Linked DNA regions of Mus musculus: region 2 is linked to region 1. A link is a contact called in ENCODE POLR2A ChIA-PET data. All regions are on one chromosome and are shown on one strand. The core of a region is the stretch at or near the end of the contact, and the rest is flanking DNA. Distances in the headings are between cores, read along the strand shown. Region 1 holds the start of Cacnb4 (calcium channel, voltage-dependent, beta 4 subunit). Region 2 holds the start of Stam2 (signal transducing adaptor molecule (SH3 domain and ITAM motif) 2).

Region 1 (4,743 bases), core at 1,913-4,412:
GCAGTCAAGTGACCACAGGCTGAACTCTCAGAAGCCATGAAGCAAAAATAAATCTTTTCTCCTTTAAGTTGATTTTCTCAGCATTTTATCTCAGCAATGGAAAACTGAGTGATCCAATTGGTCTCTCTACTTTCTCCTGTAGTTAAAGCAAAATAAATGTGAAACAAAACCAGGAAATTCCATCACTCCTAGTATCAAGAATTTAAAAGCCAGAGAGATGGCAACTGTGCTAGCTACCAGCTAATTGACCACTTGAGCTCAGTTCCCTCGGCTCACAAGGTAGAAGGAGAGAATTGACCCTGTAAGTTGCCCTCTGACCACCACAAACACACCCACAATTAATCAATTAAGATAAATTTTAATTTTTAAAGTATTTAAATATTAATAAATTACCATCACCCTTTAAAGAGCTCTATTAAAGGGTGTTATGCTTTAATGTATATATAAATAATTCATTTAAAGAGGTCTGTATGATGCTATTTAAATTAGATAATGTACAGGAGTATACTGTGCTATGAAGTTCTCCCCCAAAACAGATATTGTTTCTGTACCAAAATTAAGAACATTGTTTGTTACAATTAATTCCTGAATTTGGACCATTTTATGAAATCAGTATGTCCACTTTCAAAAATATTTAGGAACTATATTTATTCTCAAAACCTTCATACTCGTTCAAGTAACTCCTAAAATTACCTTTGCAATATTTTTTTTCCATTAAGCCTACACACAGCGGCCCACTCTACAACATTTTGTGTGTGTGTGTGTGTAGTTTCAATCATTGAATGACTAGGAAATTGGGGAAAATATCAGAAAGGATATTGTTTTGTTTGGGCTCAGAGTGTAAAGTAGTGCAGTGAATTCAAAAGTATTAGTCAAAAATCTCACAGAACACACTACTGTATAATTAGTAGTTCCAAGAATCTGCAATAAGAAAGCACTACCAAAAATAAGCATCTACAAAATAAACATAAAGAACTCAGGGTTGCATAACTCAAAAAATATTTTAAGCTGAGCAGTGGCTTCCCCTAATCAAATTCACAAATAACCCTAGCTCTGCAAAGAGGGTACAATGTTCTTTCAAAATGAATGCAGAATCAAATGTGTTTAAATACTGTTCATGCCTGGAGCACACCACACTGAGTTACAGAATGATAGCCATAATTTCTGTTTCTGCAGAAAGTACAAATGTTCGTAGAAATATTACCCAAATATGCTTTATAGACCTTTTAAGCGCTGTCAGAGTCCAATTTTGAGTCTAAATCATGTTCTACTTTGAAAATATGTTTAAACTAATTATCAAAAAAAAAAAAAAAAAAAAAAAACCACCGCGGCTGCCATAGTAAGTTAGAATCTCAGGACACCACGTTCTGGGTGACCTAGAGAGAAAAGTATTTCTCAAGGTCGCTCCAGCAGTCCAGGGCAGAACCTGGGATAAAAGCGTCTTGGGGCAGTGACCAAAGTCTGCCTAAGTCACCTGGGAAAAACACACTCCAGAGAAAGATCAAGGTGAGCCACTTGTGCATTCCTTCTCCGGCATCCTGCGGCTCCGGAGGTTTTATTGGCAGCACTGGGTAGTGCAAAATCAGAGGGTCGATTTCCTTCCTCAAAGTGACAGACACCAGAGAACTGAGCATTGCTAGCGACCTGCGGTTCGAACTACTTGCCTCTGGCCACGAGGAAAACACGGGAAAGCCAGCGCGAGGTTCAGCCAGACCCTGGGAACTGCGCCCGCGCTGTCTTATTTAGGTCTCACTAGACCGCTGTCCCTGTCAGTCCGTGATTACGCGAAATCGATGAAGCAGTGCCAAGATGAGACTAAACTTTTCTAAGTGTCTTTCTTTTGGCCAGAACTCAGAGAACTCGCTCAAAAATGTGCAAAGTATTCAAAAATAGGACAAAGATTGGAGAAACCCTCAAACTCTCACAGCGCATCAAATCAGGTCTCTCAAGGTCCCTCTGTGCAACGAAGGTGGGCCAGGAATACTTTCTAGCTCTTAAATTCAGTGTCCCCGGCCAATGTCCCTTTTCCTCTCCAACGCAAGTACACAAAATACAAACTAACTTCTCGGAGCGACAGAGAGATGTAGGGATGCCAACACTAGGTAGCCAGGGTACCAGCAGAGGGATGGAGTTGGAAGCAGAGGTAGGGGCGGCTGGACCCCAGGACAGGGCAGCATGAAGCAGAGGGACAAGGACCGAGCCCCGAGCGGCGCAGACCGGACTCGCGCTCGGGGGCGAGGGACCGCGCTGGGTGCGGGCTCCGGGCGCCCGAACCTCCTACCTGTCTGAGGATGAAGCTGGTAGAAGTGGTGCTGCCATCCGATCTTTTCAACCTGCTCCTCCGGGTCGTGGTGCCTCGGGCCACCTGAACTCGACACACCGGGGCCACAAAGAAGCCAGTGAGGACCGCAGCGCTGAGCCGAGCGGTCACCCGGGGCTGGAGTCCTCCTTGGGAACCGCGCCCTGGGGACCCCCCCCCCTCTCGCCCCGAGCCCCGAACCCTAGTCTCCCCGGCGCCTCCCAGCGCCCCCACCCCCATCCCTCACCCCGAGCTGGGTGGTCCCGAGCACCCACCACATCCATTAACAAAACGTCGCGTGTGCGGGGTCTGAATCCCCGGCATCGGCGACAGGAGGCTGCGGACACTGAAGCCGGAGCGCTGAGCCCCGGAGCAGGGCTAGGAGGAGGGGAGGAGGAGGGGGAGGAGCGGGCAGGCGGGCGGGCGGGAGGCGCGGAGGAGGGAGCGGCGGCTCAGGACCAGCGCCCCGCACTCGCGGCACCAAGGCGGGGCGCGGGGCGGCGCGGGTGGAGGAGGGGGCGGTACCTGTGAGCTGGGGGAGTGCGGCCCGTCCGCCGCCCCGTTCTTGCCGTACGAGGACGACATGGTTCAGAGGCGCCGCATGGCCCTCGCAGCGCGGTGGGCGGAGGGCGCGGGCCGGTGCGGGTGGAGGGGGAGGCAGGACTTCCCTACCCGGCTCCTGGCCCCGCGCCGGCTCGCGGGCCGCCTGCCCGCACTTCGCCGAGCGCCGCACCTTAAAGGGGCCGAAGCGCTTCCCTCCCCCCCCCCGCGCCCTCCTGGAGGTCCAGGAGAGGGGGCTTCTCGGTTGTCGCCTTCCCGAGCCTCGGGGAGAAGTGCTCTCCCACCCCGCGAGCGCTTTACAGCGCAGCTTTCCAGAGGATGGAGGGAGGGGAAAATCTGAGCTGGGGGTGGGAGGATTAAAATAGTCTGCACAGTTTAAAATGAGACAAAGGTGGCACGGTTCATGAATCAGGACTTAGGGAGGGAAGCTGGTGCAGTGTTGCAGGGAGTGGGCAGAGCGGAACGTGCGTGCGTGTGTGTGTGTGTGTGTGTGTGTGTGTGTGTGTGTGTGTGTGTGTGTGTGTGTGTGTCCCAGAACTCCAATTTGAAAAGGACAGGACTGACTCCTCCTTCCTTGACTTTCCTCATCATCCCACACAGGGATGGTAAGGCACAGGGTGTGTGTGTGTGTGTGTTTGCTTTTTATTAGTGGTTTTTTTGTTTTTGTTTGTTATTGTTATTGTTTGAGCAACTCTACTCTCAGAGATGCAAGTTATACACACCTAGGCAGGCGTGGGAGAGCCTGTCAGTCAGAGTCTGACTGGAGATGCAGCCCCACCACCGGAGACCAGCATGTCCTAAGGAGTTTTGAAGGTCACGTCAAACCTGCTAAAAAGCAGGAGTTGGCCACGTGCCTCCAATTCGGTATAGCTGTTTCCAGGAGAAGAAACTCAACCTAGCTTTTCCGGCTGCAAACACATGCTGTGTTTGAGATCAAGTTCAAAGCAAGAGGATCCTAGAAGGAAGAAATTTGAAGTAATCAAAAGAGGTGGGCAAATATGTGAATTCAAGAAAATAAATCCTAACTATAGTTACAGCCGCAGAGATGCATAGTAAAAATAGAAGTAGACATAAAGCCACTAAATCAGCCCCCCTCACCCTGCAATCTAGTGTTTCACTTATAAAAACAAGTGTCACGTTTATTTTCCCATCCATTACACACTTTCTTTACAGACCCACATCTTCACTTCATCTAAACTTGGGTCCTAAAACTAGTCTTGCCTCCAAGCTCCCTGTGCGCACAAACACACACACACACACACACACACACACGCACACGCACACATGCACACACGCGCACACGAACACACACACACACACACACACACACACACACACACACACACACACCAAGCACAGTCCATCTACACTCAGGCAAAGCCATTTCTCCAAAACCACTTTCCTCAATTTACTGTTTTCTGAGGTAAAGCCCAAAGTCTGTGATCTGCAAACTAGGCTTCCTGCTTGCTTTGGACATACCCACACTCCAAAACTCCTCCCTCCAAATTGATTTCTCTTTGCAAAGCCAGAGAGCAGGCAGGCCCATTTACTGCTCGTCCCTGACTTGCACTCCACTTCAGCATCAGAGCTCTGAAGTATGTCCTTGGCATCTGCCCTCCACACTATCTAGACACCACCCAGAGTTCTGCAACCCTGCTCAGCTCACTCTTCCTCCACAGAAATCCTCCCTGACCCTTGTGGTCCTGGATTGTCCTGTGCCTGAAAAACTGGAGCATTTATTCTCTAGATATTTGGCACAGGATATCTTAGTATATATTAAGTCTTGCTTTTGTGAAAATCCAGTTTCCAAAATAGCTCGGTATCTGTGTAGTTTATGTGTAGTGGAAGCCCCTAGGAAGTTAATGGGTAAGGAGCCATCTCTA
Region 2 (4,977 bases), core at 184-2,683, 66 kb after region 1:
CTGTCATGGGCTGGAGAGATGGCTCAGTTAAGAACATTCCCTGCTCTTCCCAGCACCCACACGGTGGCTCACAGCTGTCTGTAACTCCAGTGACAGGTGATCTGACACTGTCTTCTGGCCTCCTCGGGCACAGCACACAAGTGACAAATATAACATGTAGGCAAAACACCCACGCACACAAATAACAAACTAATAAAGAAAAAAAAAATAAAATAACCTCTTCTACTTGGCTTTTTCCACACATATTTCATTAGAGCAAAATCAAAGCGTTTAGAGTCACACTAAGAAGCACGGGTCTCAAAGAGGGTGGAGGCCCACCCAGACTTGGCATCCCGCAGTTCTCAATATTAAGACTGAGGTTTTAAGAAACTGAAGCCAGCCTAGACTATATAAAGACTCCACTCTGTCTCAAAACTCAATTAATTCAATAACAATTAAAAAGTGTAATGTGTCACATAGGTATTGTTACAAAAGAACAATTAATTATTCCTTAAACAGTGACTAAGCCTCACATGCTTCCTATATAATTAGTCACTCACATGATTTGAACGTGATTTTGAGAATTATAACAAGATGAAGCACTTTCTAGTCTTTTCTTAAATGAACAAAAATTTTAACTGAACAAACTGGTAGTAAAATGTGTAGCATTTTTGTTTGACTGGAAATTTCTAAATCCGAAAAGCTCGCTAGGAGCGTGTTAACTACTGCTACAAAAATAATGCTAGCCTGTGCTTTTACTGTTAATATTATGCTTAAGTTGTACCCATCCATCTTTTTTCTCATTTTGAAAGTCATGCGCTACCAGAGTAAAGTTTTGACTCCAACAAATATCGGTTGTTCTGGGCTATTTAAAGATTCTGGGAGTTTTCCTTCTCATCCTCCGCGCCTGGCTCTCGCAGCACCTTCAAAACAGTCAATAAATACGAAAACTGCAACCACCAGGGCTTAGATGTGTGCTTACGGGAGCGATGCGAATTAAACCTGGTAAGTCTTAGGTCTCTAGTTCAAGACTGCCCTCGGCAGCAAAAAGGGTGTCCAGTACTGCACTTTTTTTTTCCCAAAGGGACGGGTGTTAACGAGCTCGGGAGAAAGCAGGAAGTTTGTATCAGCAACTTAAGCCTCGTACGAACAAGGCTTTTCCCCCACTCCTGCTCTGGGTGACTGGAACAACCCTTCTCGGTATCCCAATCTCGGACAGGCAGGAGTCGGGCGAGCCAGAGACGCACCGAGGCTGCCCCCCGCCGTCGAGAGCGGCGCCGCCCCTTCGCTCTCCGCCGGGGTTTCCAGGCACCCAGGCCGCCGCCCACTTTCGCCTTGCACACAGCGCGCCGGGCACCGCACTCACCCACATCTTGCTCGAACGGGTTGGCAGTGAACAGAGGCATCACGCCGGCAACCCGAGCTGAATCCCGACGCTCTGGCGGGACTCCGACTGCCCCAGCTGGGCGACCCGCCGCGGCTTCCTAGACGGCTTGGCCCAGCGGTGCCTTCACTTCCGCCGCCGTGCCTGCCCTGCGCGCGCCTGCCTGTCCGGCGCCCGGCCGCCGCGGCTCCAGCCCCACCGGTGGGGCCGCACGACGCTTGGCTGAGCTCTAACACCCTGTAGTGGCCTCTCTGCTGTCCCAAAGACGTGGCAGCCCCCGATCCGACGCCTGATCAGACACGGCAGCCGCCACAGTCACCTTTCCGCAGTGAGGACCCGAGAGAGCCACGGGGCCCAGGGGAGGGGCTTCAGGGCCGGAAGTTGTGGTAGCTGGAGATGCCAGAGGCCGCCGAGCTTGCAGATCCTGAGTGGCGAGGCGGGGTGCGTGGCTCGGGAATGTCGTTTCCTTCGCCCCAGGTTGTGACAGCAGCTCTTCTCGAACCCGAGTACTTCCTGGGTACCAGGTCAGGTCTTGCTACTCGGACCCCGCGCCCGCATCGCGTCTGGTTGCTATGGAAACAGCTGTCGCCTTATGAGAGGCGCTGAGAATTGCCGCCTGGGTTGTAGATGCTCATGGGATCCCGCGGTTAACCAAGCCGAAATAGTCACCCTGGAAAGCGGCTGTGGAGAGACTCTTTGCTTCTCATTTCTCCTGCATGAAAACAGAGCTTGGACCATGGAATATAAAGACGAGTGAAGGGACTGGAGAGGTGGCTCAGCAATTAAGAGCGCTTGCTGCTGAGGTTTTCGTACCTTCGCGGAGGCAGGGGTTACAGCAGTCTGTAATGCCTAGTTCCTGGGAACCCGACACCCTCTTCTGGCTTCCGTAGGCATCTACACTCACCGTCCTATACCCACATGCAGACACGTAAAATTAAAAATCTAATGCCTGGCGTTGTGGCCCACGCCATTAATCCCAGCACGTGGTAGGCAGAGGTAGGCGGATCGCTGAGTCATGTTCAAAGATGAGTGAAGTGCACTCAAGCATTATAGTGCAAAAACATTTATAATGACTTAGTTATGTATAAGAGTCATAAATCCGGGTTCCCACCAGATCCAGCCAGGCATTTAAATAAGTATAAGTGTGCAAACACTCTTCCTGCAATACGTTGCCCTGTACGTCTTCACCCTGCTTCGTATCTGTTCATATCATTTATCACTCTCTATAGTACAGATAATTGTAGTATCCTTATTCATTAGACTATAAATTCCATGAGTTTTGTTCACAGTGTGAACGCAGGATCTAAAAAACAGTATCTGGTAAGAAAGTGCACGGTAAGTACTTTTAGAATGTGGCCATGGCTTTTGAATGGAAAAGCACACATCTAAAGCTGGCACCTTGAGCCGACGAAATCACTTGGCTGTAAAAGCCCTTCTAGCCCAAGCCTGAAGAGTGATGTTCAGCACCCAGAAGCCAAGGCAGAAGGAACCAACTCCAGAAAGGTGTCTTCTCCCCGCCACACACACACCCTTCGGCAGTATCCCGAGCACGGACCCTCCAACTCACACATATCATAAACACACATAATTTAAAAGATCTTTATAACCAGGCATGGTGGTACAGGCGGGTGGATCTATATAGTTATCCACCTATATAGATTACAGGTCAGACAGGGCTGTATAGTGAGACCCGGTCTCAAGTAATTAAGTATTTTTAAACTAAAGCTGGCAGCTCTAGTCAGTTTCAGCCATTTATTGAAGCACGAGCCCTTCCTTCTAGGACTTGAAGTTTTTCAACAATTTTTTTTTAATTTTGAGAATCATTTCAGTGTTTATTTATTTATGGACTCTTCTTTCAGTTTTGAGATAGGATCTTCTGTACCCTACATATCGACATATTAAAGAAGCAGACGTTATTTTCCAACCTCTAGTGTAAGGAGATGATAATAGATTCTTCCTGTGTGAAATCATCTGAATTGAATACATTATCTACTATAAAGTTAGGTTTACAAGTGAGATGGAAACATTTGCAGGTTAATGGACTAGTTTTTTTTTTTTTTAAGCATCTTAATCTAGAGTGTTCAGAATATGTCTGGACACTTTCTAGGATTAATCCCCAGTGTTAGAATGGAAATAAGTTACCTAGAAATTTGGCAGAACCTGTTAATTTTTTTCCCTCTACTTTTTTTTTTTTAACTTTATTTAATGTATTGTTGCTCTGCTGCATATACATCCTCCTGCCAGAAGAGGGCATCAGATCCCCCTATAGATGGTTGTGAGCCACCATGTGGTTGCTGGGAACTGAACTCATGACCTCTGGAAGAGCAGCCAGTGCTCTTACCCACTGAGCCATCCCACCAGCCCAAACCTGTTAATTTTTTAATTCTAGCATATAAGACACATGGCACCCATTTAGGGATATTTTGGAATATAATCTGATATCAATCCACATGTGAATAAGGAGTCCCAAACAGTTAGGTTGCTAGCAAAGACCACATGAGATAACTTAAAAGTACTTGTATTAAAAGCAAAGAATTGAGGGATAGCCTTTGAAAATATCATTTTAGAGGATCCTTGCTCCTGCTGTTTTATGGTGAGCATGCTCAAGTATCTTTATTTACCTGCTAGCATACATACCTAGTCAGTCAGTGAGTTCACTTAATTAAGAACAGTTTCGGTAGTGATCAGGAGCAAACCCTGTGTTAGCCACAAGAGGATAGTTGAGTTTTGTTACTTCACGTATAGAAGGAATTGAGCACTTAAAAGATATGTCTGAAATAACCTGCAAATTCAGATGTGCAAAGTAATTTGACTTGTTCATTTTTATTTTTTTAAGATTTATTTATTTATTTAATGTATGTGAGTACACTGTCACTGTCTTCTGACACACCAGAAGAGGGCATCAGATCCCATTACAGATGGTAGTGAACCACCATGTGGTTGCTGGGAATTGAACTCTAGAATAGCAGTCAGTGCTGTTAACCGCTGAGCCATCTCTCCAGCCCCCTTGTTCATTTTTCTTAATGCAGTATCTTTCGTACTTATCTCCATGGTGACAGGAAATACAATCAATTTCAGATAAATCCTGTTTCAGTGTTTTTCTCTGTTACTTGGGTTTACAATCAGCAAGTTCGATACCTTTACCTTAGGCCACGTACTCATGTATGCACCAAGATCCATCTTCAGGTATGTTCTCACTCTCCCGGCACATGCTTTTTGAGTTACCCTTATTATTCCACAATAGGGACAGTGTTTTCCAGACACACCATGACAAAGTTGAGTCTACTTGTTGGTGAAGAAACACCAAAGGCAGTGTGCTAAATCTTGAAAGAGGTAGAAGCATATTGCCGTTGTCTTCTAGCTAGGTGAAATAGGTCGGTCACTTGCATTCACAACATCAAGGAAATCTGTCAGCTCAAAGACCTAAATAAAGCTTATCCATCCAGAGAGCTCCTTCTGCATTCTGCAGTCTCATTCCTCCCACATCAGGAACTGAGCTAAATGAGTTTCATCTTATTAAATGTAAGTACCCACATAGAATTAGTGACTGGTATAGTAACTTGGCAGACACACACAGGAGGAGCTGCAGTGGGCAACTGAGCTTCCTGGAGACT

The links. ChIA-PET counts read pairs that join two places held with the same protein, here RNA polymerase II (POLR2A).
Region 2: POLR2A ChIA-PET joins it to region 1 with 11 read pairs in Patski. The contact joins the promoter of Stam2 here to the promoter of Cacnb4 in region 1. POLR2A ChIA-PET finds 5 or more read pairs at or near these places in 2 of 5 experiments (Patski and embryonic stem cell).

Annotation. Positions count from the first base shown.
Region 1 is chr2:52,673,447-52,678,189 of GRCm38, forward strand. It overlaps Cacnb4 (calcium channel, voltage-dependent, beta 4 subunit), which reads right to left and starts at 3,163. Exons shown (of 14, transcript NM_001037099.2): 1 at 2,825-3,163; 2 at 2,282-2,365. The coding sequence starts at 2,884. Gm46740 (a long non-coding RNA gene) reads left to right here and starts at 3,335. Exons shown (of 2, transcript XR_001783304.2): 1 at 3,335-3,848.
Region 2 is chr2:52,740,716-52,745,692 of GRCm38, forward strand. Stam2 (signal transducing adaptor molecule (SH3 domain and ITAM motif) 2) reads right to left here and starts at 1,434. Exons shown (of 14, transcript NM_019667.2): 1 at 1,346-1,434. The coding sequence starts at 1,385.